2 separate regions of the Homo sapiens genome follow, and region 1 is linked to region 2. Evidence: read pairs that join two places in POLR2A ChIA-PET (ENCODE). Cell type or tissue: GM12878. All regions are shown on one strand. Each heading gives the region's core, and the rest is flanking DNA. Links, peaks and the distances in the headings are about the cores only.

Region 1 (5,882 bases), core at 339-5,338, 120 kb after region 2:
GTAAAGACCATCAAGGCTAGGAAGAAACTGCATCAACTAACAAGCAAAATAACCAGCTAACATCATAATGATGGGATCAAATTCACACATAACAGTACTAACCTTAAATGTAAATGGGCTAAATGCTCCAATTAAAAGACACAGACTGGTAAATTGGATAAAGAGTCAAGACCCACCAGTGTGCTGTATACAGGAAACCCATCTCACGTGCAGAGACACGCATAGGCTCAAAATAAAGGGATGGAGGAAGATCTACCAAGCATATGGAAAACAAAAAAAGGCAGGGGTTGCAATCCCAGTCTCGGATAAAACAGACTTTAAACCAACAAAGATCAAAAGAGACAAAGAAGGCCATTACATCATGGTAAAGGGATCAATTCAACAAGAAGACCTAACTATCCTAAATATATATGCACCCAATACAGGAGCACCCAGATTCATAAAGCAAGTCCTTAGTGACCTACAAAGAGACTTAGACTCCCACACAATAATAAAGGGAGACTTTAACACCCCACTGTCAACATTAGACATATCAATGAGAGAGAAAGTTAACAAGGATATCCAGGAATTGAACTCAGCTCTGCACCAAGTGGACCTAATAGACATCTACAGAACTCTCCACCCCAAATCAACAGATTACACATTCTTATCAGCACCACACCACACCTATTCCAAAATTGACCACATAGTTTGAAGTAAAGCACTCCTCAGCAAATGTAAAAGAACAGAAATTATAACAAACTGTCTCTCAGAACACAGTGTAATCAAACTAGAGCTCAGGATTAAGAAACTCACTCAAAATCGCTCAACTACATGGAAACTGAACAACCTGCTCCTGAATGACTACTGGGTACATAATGAAATGAAGGCATAAATAAAGATTTTCTTTGATACCAATGAGAACAAAGACACAAAATACCAGAATCTCTGGGACACATTCAAAGCAGTGTGTAGAGGGAAATTTATAGCACTAAATGCCAACAAGAGAAAGCAGGAAAGATCCAAAATTGACACCCTAACATCACAATTAAAAGAACTAGAGAAGCAAGAGCAAACACATTCAAAAGCTAGCAGAAGGCAAGAAATAACTAAGATCAGATAAGAACTGAAGGAAATAGAGACACAAAAAACCTTTCAAAAAATCAATGAATACAGGAGCTGTTATTTTGAAAAGATCAACAAAATTGATAGACCGCTAGCAAGACTAATAAAGAAGAAAAGAGAGAAGAATCAAATAGATGCAATAAAAAATGACAAAGGGGATGTCAACACCAATCCCACAGAAGTACAAACTACCATCAGAGAATGCTATAAACACCTCTATGCAAATAAACTAGAAACTCTGGAAGAAATGGATAAATTCCTCGACACATACACCCTCCCAAGACTAAACCAGGAAGAAGTTGAATCTCTGAATAGATCAATAACAGGCTCTGAAATTGAGGCAATAATTAATAGCTTACCAACCAAAAAAAGTCCAGGACCAGATGGATTCACAGCCAAATTCTACCAGAGGTACAAGGAGGAGCTGGTACCATTCCTTCTGAAACTATTCCAATCAATAGAAAAAGAGGGAATCCTCCCTAACTCATTTTATGAGGCCAGCATCGTCCTGATACCAAAGCTGGGCAGAGACACAACAAAAAAAGACAATTTTAGACCAATATCCTTGATGAACATTGATGCAAAAATCCTCAATAAAAACTGGCAAACTGAATCCAGCAACACATCAAAAAGCTTATCCACCATGATCAAGTGGGCTTCATCCCTGGGATGCAAGGCTGGTTCAAAATATGAAAATCAATAAACGTAATCCAGCATATAAACAGAACTAAAGACAAAAACCATATGACTATCTCATTAGATGCAGAAAAGGCCTTTGACAAAATTCAACAACGCTTCATGCTAAAAACTCTCAATAAATTAGGTATTGATGGGACATATATCAAAATAATAAGAGCTATCTATGACAAACCCACAGCCAATATCATACTGCATGGACAAAAACTGGAAGCATTCCCTTTGAAAACTGGCAAAAGACAGGGATGCCCTCTCTCACCACTCCTAGTCAATGTAGTGTTGGAATTTCTGGCCGGGGCAGTCAGGCAGGAGAAGGAAATAAAGGGTATTCAATTAGGAAAAGAGGAAGTCAAATTGTCCCTGTTTGCAGATGACATGATTGTATATCTAGAAAGCCCCATCGTCTCAGCCCAAAATCTCCTTAAGCTGATAAGCAATTTCAGCAAAGTCTCAGGATACAAAATCAATGTGCAAAAATCACAAGCATTCTTATACACCAATAACAGACAAACAGAGAGCCAAATCAGGAGTGAACTCCCATTCACAATTGCTTCAAACAGAATAAAATACCTAGGAATCCAACTTACAAGGGACATGAAGGACCTCCTCAAGGAGAACTACAAACCACTGCTGAACAAAATGTAAGAGGATACAAACAAATGGAAGAGCATTCCATGCTCATGGATAGGAAGAATCAATATCGTGAAAATGGCCATACTGCCCAAGGTAATTTATAGATTCAATGCCATCCCCATCAAACTACCAATGACTTTCTTGACAGAATTGGAAAAATCTACTTTAAAGTTCACATGGAACCAAAAAAGAGCCCACATTGCCAAGTCAATCCTAAGCCAAAAGAACAAAGCTGGAGGCATCACACTACCTGACTTCAAACTATACTAGAAGGCTACAGTAACCAAAACAGCATGGTACTGGTACCAAAACAGAGATATAGACCAATGGAACAGAACAGAGACCTCAGAAATAATGCCACATGTCTACAACTATCTGATCTTTGAGAAACCTAATAAAAACAAGCAATGGGGAAAGGATTCCCTATTTAATAAATGGTGCTGGGAAAACTGGCTAGCCATATGCAGAAAGCTAAAACTGGATCCCTTCCTTACACCTTATACAAAAATTCATTGAAGATGGATTAAAGACTTACATGCTAGACCTAAAACCATAAAAAACCTAGAAGAAAACCCAGGCAATACCATTCAGGAGATAGGCATGGGCAAGGACTTCATGTCTACAACACCAAAAGCAATGGCAACTAAAGCCAAAATTGACAAATGGGATCTAATTAAACTAAAGAGCTTCTGCACAGCAAAAGAAACCACCAGCAGAGTGAACAGGCAACCTACAGAATGGGAGAAAATTTTTGCAACCTACTCATCTGACAAAGGGCTAATATCCAGAATCTACAATGAACTCAAACAAATTTACAAGAAATAAACAAACAACCCCATCAAAATGTGGGCGAAGGATATGAACAGACACTTCTCAAAAGAAGACATTAGTGCAGCCAAAAAACACATGAAAAAATGCTCATCATCGCTGGCCATCAGAGAAATGAAAATCAAAACCACGATGAGATACCATCTCACACCAGTTAGGATGGTGATCATTAAAAAGTCAGGAAACAACAGGTGCTGGAGAGGATGTGGAGAAATAGGAACACTTTTACACTGTTGGTGGGACTGTAAACTAGTTCAACCATTGTGGAAGTTGGTGTGGTGATTCCTCAGGGATCTAGAACTAGAAATACCATTTGACCCAGCCATCTCATTACTCGGTATGTACCCAAAGGATTATAAATCATGCTGCTATAAAGAGACGTGCACCCGTACGTTTATTGTGGCACTATTCCCAATAGCAAAGACTTGGAACCAACCCAAATGTCCATCAATGATAGACTGGATTAAGAAAATGTGGCACATATAAACCATGGAATACTATACAGCCATAAAAAATGATGAGTTCACGTCCTTTGTAGGGACATGGATGAAGCTGGAAACCATCATTCTCAGGAAACTATTGCAAGGACAAAAAACCAAACACCGCATGTTCTCACTCATAGGTGGGAATTGAACAATGAGAACCCATGGGCACAGGAAAGGGAACATCACACACCGGGGGCTGTTGTGGGGTGGGGGGAGGGGGGAGGGATAGCGTTAGGAGATATACCTAATGCAAATGACAAGTTAATAGGTGCAGCACACCAACATGGCACATGTATTCACATGTAACAAGCCTGCACGTTGTGCACATGTACCCTAAAACTTAAAGTACAATAATTAAAAAAAAGAAGTAAACATCAGTTGGTGACAAATAATAATATCTGCTTTGTGGGGAAAATTAAAGGCCCTGGAGAGGTATCAGGATGCACTAATTGTTCTTAATGTGTTCTGTCTTTTATGGTAATCACTGATTAAAATTTCATTAAATGAGTATGTATTATGCCTCAACAGAGAATGCCACTATCCCCCATTGTGATGTTGTTTGCTATGACAAAAAATTAACCAAACTTTACAGTTTTATTATCAACAACATCTCCTCCCCCTATCCCCGCTGCTTTTTTTTTTTTTTTTAGATGGAATCTCTCTCTGTTGCCCAGGCTAGAGTGCAGTGGTGTGATCTCAGCTCACCGCAAACTCTGCCTGTCGGGTTCAAGCTGTTCTCCTACCTCAGCCTCCTGAGTAGCTATATTCAGGTGCCCACCCCCACGCATGGCTAATTTTTCTATTTTCAGTAGAGACAGGGTTTCACCATGTTGTCCAGGCTGGTCTCAAACTCCGGACCTCAAGTGATCCACCTGCCTCAGCCTCCTAAAGTGTTGGGATTACAGACATGAGCCACTGTGCCCAGCCCTTCTTTCCCTTTAAGCATACCTAAAAGCCTTTCTACAAAGCGCCAATCAGAATTTAAGTCATCTGGAAGAAATATCAAAAGAGCTCCAGTAAAAACCGTAGCAGACACTGTTGATACTGTTGATACCACAGGAAATTGACTCATGGATATAGGCCTCCAAGAATAGGCTGACCTTGTCCCCACAAACAATATTCCAACTATACCAAGTAAATGAGTCAGGATTTCCAAGACACTCACAATGTAGAAGCAGATGAATTCATGAAAGCAGACTGCTTAACTCAAGACCAGCATGACAAGAGGTTGTTATTTAGGATTAAAGGACCTCAATAAAGCGATTTAATTGAGGTTAGTTTAATTTTCTACTTTAATGAACATGAGAGAAACCCATTTTCTTTCTTCTTAATCTATCTTTAACCTCCAATTAAATTTACAAATTATTGAATTTGTAAAAACTAAATAAAACACTCTGAATTCTTAGTGTTGAGGAAAAAAATACCTTGTAGAAATTCTTAATATAAAAACAAAGCTAATAAATTGCCAAGAAAAACATACAAATAATTATTTTGTAAAGAATTGTGACATACAATATTTGGTTTTGTCTATTAACATACTCTTAATTAGCAATATTGGTTAATTCTTACACAAAGTTTCTTTAATAAAAACATTTACTTTTTGTGACTATGTAGTTATTTGTATTGGTTCAATAAGAATTTGTCCTCCCTTCTACCTGAATATATAACTAATTAGAAAAATCTTTTTTTTTTTTTAGATGGAGTCTTGCTCTTTTGCCCAGGCTGGAGTGCAATGGCATGATCTCAGCTCACTGCAAACTTCCAGTCTTGGGCTCAAGCACTTTTCCCACATCAGCCTCCTGGGTAGCTGGGATTACAAGCACCCACCATCATGCTAGGCTAATTTTTGTATTTTTATAGAGACGGGGTTTCACCATGTTGGCCAGGCTGGTCTTAAACTCCTGACCTCAGGTGATCTGCCCGCCTTAGCCTTTCAAAGTGCTGGGATTACAGGCGTGAGCCACCTTGCCTGGCCAGGAAGAATTAATTTTTTAATAAAAAATTTATAGCTGTGCTACAAATTCAATTAAATTAGACAAGACAAATCCAGTAATAAGAATAATTTCTATGTTTTTCACGCAGAAGTGATGCCTATAACATCCTTCTAGGAAACCAGTCTGGTACATGCTGTATGGA
Region 2 (5,882 bases), core at 513-5,512:
AATTTACCTGTATTGTTTAATAATTTTACACTAAAATTGTTTTATCAAAGCTCTTACCTAATGTCAAACTCCCAGAATATGAATTTTCAACTGGTCACAACTGTGTAATTCCTTGATGATTATATTCTCACCTCTTCAACTTCACTTGTGAAATTTTTAAAAATTCCCCTTATTTCTTAGATCATTTCCATTAGCTTCCAAACATACTGTAGTATAATCAGCACTCCAGTATAATCTATTTTCTGATATAACCTAGTATAATTTTTCCAAGCTACCAACCTATTTCTCTGTTCTACTTCCTACGAACGTTTCTTGAAAGAGTCCCCATACTCACTACTTCCATTTTTTTAGTTTCCATTTTCCTTTTAAACCAATCAAACTGGGCTTCTGCTTGTTAGTATAATCAACAACCTCCATGATCCTAAATCCATCAGTCACTTCTCTCTCCCTGTCACAGCTGAACTCTCAGTAGCAATGAGTAGTTAATGATTATGCAAAATTGCTTCATGAAGAGAAGGAAGTCATGAGGTCAACTTACCTCATGTGCAAAGATTCATTGTTTTATCAAAACACTTTTGTTGGCTTCTATGACACCATGATCTCTCAGTTTCTATGCCTATGGTCCTTCCTTAGTTTCAACTGCAGAACCCATCTTCTTGCTTAGCCTCTAAATTATGGGAATATTCCAGGGTTCAGTCCTGGAACCTTTTTCTCTGCTTGCACAGATATTGTATCATCTACTCTTGGGCTTTAAATGTCGTCTCTATTGCAATGAAACCCAAATCTACCTTCCCTATATACTAACCTCACACTTGAACTCCAGACTAGAAATCTAACTTCTGATTTGACCTGCTGATTCCCCACTCCTGAAATCTGTTCTTCCCATACTTCTCTATCTTTAGCATCTACATACTTGCTCAGGCCAAAAACATTATTCTCATGATTGATTCCTTTCTTTCCTTTGCCCCCTATATCTGTCCATTCCATCGTAAGTCTCATAGACACTACTTTCTGGGGCTGCAGCTTTGCATTTCCCCTTTTTTTAACCCCAACTCAAGCCACCATCATTTTTCCCCTGGACTCCTCTAATAGCCTCCCCCAAGACTGTTAACTTCGTTTTTCCAAATAATTCATTGCATGCAGAGAATACAGCCTTCTATTTACAAATTATATAATTCAGTATATATTTACAAATTATGTAACTTTCCTACAGTAAATCTTCCAATGGCTTCCTTCATAGTTAGAATAAAATCCAAATTATTTAATATGCTCTACAGATTCTTTCCCCTGCCTACCTTGCCTTGTTCATTGCTGTAAACACAGTATTGCAAACACACTGAACAGTGGCTGATACATGATCAGTGTGCAATTAGTATTTGTTAAATGAATTTATGGATGGAATACATATAAAACACATACTAAACTTACAGTATGTTTATTCAAACACAGCTTACATTCACTAGCAGGAAGAAACTAAATATTTTAGCACTCTTTTAATCTGAGACTCTTAATGTTATGTAGGCATTAGCTCATTTAATCATCAAACCCTTTGATGAGCAGATTAAAGATAATATTCACTGTATTGACACAGGTATTAAACCATGTTAAAGAAATTTCCTACCACAGGCCACTGTTTTGGACTAAGCTCCTGCACTAAGCCCAAAGACCAGACAAAACTAAAATGGAGTCATTCATGCTAGGTGTCACATAAGCTGAATTTTAAAATGGGCCAATTTTCAAAATAAAATAGGAGATTCCAACAGAAAAGGGCCTAGTCTACCTGAGCCAGCATGATAAAGAAATCCCCTCTGTTTTTACCCTGTAGGGAAAGTAACTTTGAAACAATTAATCTACTTTTTGTTCTTAATTCAGTCCTTTTCTGCCTATAAAGCCAGCTCCCTCTGCTCAGCTCAGCAGAGCACCTTCCTACTTCACAGAGGAGAAGCCGCCCAATCCATGAATCACTAATAAAAGCCAATTAGATCATTAAACTCAATTTGTTGGAACTTTGTTCTCTGATAATCAGAACTACCCTATATCGTATAATTATTATCTCACTTGTAAAACTCTATGCCACATCATAGTCATCTTCCTTTGTAATTTAACTTCCTTTGTATTCTAATGTAAGGAATAACCAGCCTCTTCCCTTCTCCATAGAAGGTTCCAAGTTAACTATTCTCAGCCTCTATGTGGAAACATGGGGATATAACATGATCATTTGAATCACAGCAAGTTTTTGGAAAGAATTACTCATTTCGATAAAGCACAGTAAATTTTGGATTCTTGCTACAACATCAATTTTATTCATTCATATGTACTTTTGTCCAAGTGGGAGTTAAAGAGGAATGGAATTACACTGAGAAAGCTGGGAACTGAACACTTCAAATAAGGATCCAATATAGTGCTTATCTTTACCCATTATGTATGAAGAAGGTAGTATTTTTTTAAAAAAGGTTATATTATTCTTGAGACTGAAAAGAAGGAGACAGAAGCTCTGGACATAACTGTTTGTAAAAAATCTAATAGTTTCAACTGCCAATTTCATACAAGCATAGAAATTTGCTAACATAAGTTAAAAAGTAAACATACTATGTATTATAATTTAAACACTAAAGTTTTTTATATTCTCTCAATATTTACCTGTTCCCCTTGTTACTACTGTCTGTGGTGTAGAGGTCTGAAAAATAATTGTTTAAAAACACAAATTTTAAAATTTTGATTAATCATGTTATCTGTTACTTATTAAGTGACCAATTTTGGTCATCTTTATTTGCAGTAATCACAAGCTTTTATACTAGATCCTCATGAATACCATGACACTCTGACACACACCACAACCCCCCACAAAAAGTATACACTACAATTTCCCTTCTCTCCTCAAATATGAGGAAGGAGCTCATGAAAGTATAAATAAATTCCTAGAACGGTTATAAAAATATAGGTGAATTCATAGGAACTTATCCAAAATATGAAACATATCCATCACACATATTTTGACAGAGTGTGGAGGAGCATTTTGCCTCCTGCCTACTGTTCTACTGTATGGAAAGGTTACTAAAGAGCGATAACTGTGGGTGCTTTCATAAAGACCATGTGAGACGCTTTTGCACTGCGGTCATGTTGGGTGAATTTACGTTACTGTTTGCAGCAGTCTTTTGAGAGTGCTGAAGTGAGAGGAGGCACTGCCATGGGTCAAAAATTGATATGCTGCTTGAGTTGGGAATAGTTAGCTGGCCACTGATGACTGTTTCCTGATGAACTCTTACTAAAATTACAGAAAATGAAAGGAAAAAAAAGCATAAATTCACAAAGACAGCAAGAATGAAAGAGGAATCCATGGAAGACAGATTTCTACCACTTTTAGAAAAAGACAAGGGGCTAGAAAAATGTGAAGTGATCTAACAGTGTGGAAAAGCTAGTGGTGGGCTTCTTACAGGAATGACAGCTAAGGATAACAGAAGCAGTGGCTGCCTTAAAGACCCTGGAAAAGCCCCAGTCTTGTACACACAGTCAGCTGCAGGAGGGAGGCTAAAATCAGGGGCTGCTTGGAAGGCTGCACATAGAGTTGGAAAGCCCTGGTTCCTTCTCTGTGTGACTGCTTCCATCATAAAGCCTATCAGTCCACAGCCCTGTGGGCACCCCACAGCTTCCAATAATCTTGGCAATAACTTAATCCCCCAGAACACATTCCTTCCTTTGTGACATGGAAATAATGCCTATTTGTATTTGTTTTCTATTGATACTGTGCAAAATCAGTGGCTACCTAATGCATGCGGGGCTTAAAACCTAGATGACGGGTTGATAGGCGCAGCAAACCACCATGGCACATGTATACCTATGTAACAAACCTGCATGTTCAGCACATGTATCCCAGAACTTAAAGTAAAATAAAACAGAAAATTAAATAAATAAATGGTTTAAAAAATAGAAAAGAAAAACTGTAATTCTGTTCTAAGAGGATTATGGAAAGATAGTGATAGAATTTCAATGTCTTATTTCCTATCCCTTCTTCCTAGCTTGAATTTATTTGTCTATGTTGAGCCAAGCAGCAATCGGTGTTGGTGAGCTGTTGTGTGTAAGGTATTGAGTTCCAAAAAGTCTTGACAGAGAAGAAAATGTGGGGCTCTTCCCAACATGGGTTAGGCATTCTTCTGAAAACCAGACTCAGATACCCTCAAAATAAACTTTGTGCTTGATGAATTCTGGGGAAAAAAAAAAAAAAAGAAAGAAAGAAAAGAAAAGAAAAATCATCAGTGGCTTAAAATGCCACAAATGTATCATCTTACAGATCTGGTAGGTCAGAATTCCAATTAAATGGGTTCAACCAGACCAGAATCAAGATGTCAGGGGGGCCACATTCCTGCCAGGAGCTCCAGGAGAAAATCCATTTCCTTTCATTTCCAGGTTCTAGAATCTGCCCACATTCCTTGCCTCATGGTTCCTTCCATCTTGCTAGGCTGCAGCAGAGCATCTTCAGATCTCTGACTCTATCCCTCTGCTTCCTTCATCCCATCTCCTTCTCTGACTCGCCTGCCTCTTCTAAGGATCCATGTGATGACACTGGGCTCAACATAATTATCAAGGTAATCCCCCCATCTCAAAATCTTAATTTAATCATATTGGTAAATTCCTTTTGGCCATATAAGGTAATATGTTCACAAGTTCCAGGATTAGGATGTGGATATCTTGGTGGCCATTATTCTGTCTACCACATTATATTATCAGATTAATGAAAAAATTAAATGAGATTATCCAAATAATAATAATAGCTGGGTGTGATGGTTCACGCCTGTAATCCCAGCACTATGGGAGGCACAGGGGAGCAAATCACATGAGCCCAGAAGTTCAAGGTCAGCCTGGGCAACAAGGCAAAACCCCATCTCTACAAAAAATACCAAAATTAGCCAGGCATAGTGGCACATGCCTGTAGTCCTAACTACTTGGAGGGCTGAGGTGGGAGAACTGCTTGAGCCCAGGAGGCCAAGGTTGTGGTGAACCAAGATCACACCACTGCACTCCAGCCTGGGCAATAGAGTGAGACCCTGTCTCAAAATAATAATAATAATAATAATATCTAAAGTTTATTGAGCACTCAATATGAATAAGCACTCTTGTAAGTCCTTTGGATAATTAACTTATTGAAACATCACCACAGATCTATAACATATAGATGACTCTCACAGCCATTTTATAAATGGGGAAAATAAAGCACAATTAATATACCTAAACCTAATAACACAGCAAATATCTGACATGAGTGGTTTTGAAAGTCAAGCCATCTGGCACTTATACTCACTCTTTTAATTGCCACAGAAACACTGAATAAATTTTAGTTGTTATTATTACATCTCTGTATTGAGTTTATTATAATACTTTACCTCATGCCACTAACATAAATAAAAAAAAAATCTCCTAAACACAATAAAATCAAGCCTAATGTTAGCAACAAAACTTAAAAAAAAAAAAACCTTGTTCCTCCTTCTTTCCTGTTTTAAACAGTCCTTATACCAAAATATCTTTCTTCTCCTTCTGACCACCAGATCCATATTTGTTTCTTTCTCACCCTGCATGCTCCCGTGGCTCCCTGCACTTATCTTGTCACTTATGACATTATACTATAATGTTTGCTGCTTTATCTCATCCCTGCTCTGTGAATGCCTTCAGGACAGGGACTCTTCTATATTCAGGGTGGCCTGCAGAGCCTGGTCCTCAGTGCTTACTGAATGAGTAAATGAGGAAATCATGAACTACAATAATTTAAAAATCTGGTCAACTGTTTTGCCAAGAATCTTTGCAACTTTTACTATTTTGTACATTTCTTATAATAAAATGTTGTCTGATATTAACACAAAAACAATATGAAGTTGAATAGATTCTAAAAA

The links. ChIA-PET counts read pairs that join two places held together with the same protein. Peaks named below come from ENCODE experiments on the same cell type or tissue, not always from the same donor. Only the 100,000 strongest peaks of a DNase experiment are listed, where the experiment ranks them.
Region 1: POLR2A ChIA-PET joins it to region 2 with 5 read pairs; 2 of 35 experiments call an interaction of 5 or more read pairs at or near these places.

What each region holds. Positions count from the first base shown.
Region 1 is chr5:50,594,338-50,600,219 of GRCh38, reverse strand. No RefSeq gene overlaps it. Among named protein-coding and RNA genes, the nearest start is that of PARP8, 69 kb to the left of the region's middle. In GM12878, for the core only: no CTCF peak of the experiment used is centred there; no DNase peak of the experiment used is centred there.
Region 2 is chr5:50,712,426-50,718,307 of GRCh38, reverse strand. All of the region lies in intron 2 of PARP8 (poly(ADP-ribose) polymerase family member 8), which reads right to left. Among named protein-coding and RNA genes, the nearest start is that of PARP8, 49 kb to the right of the region's middle. In GM12878, for the core only: no CTCF peak of the experiment used is centred there; no DNase peak of the experiment used is centred there; H3K4me3 peaks cover 424 bases; H3K27ac peaks cover 1,075 bases.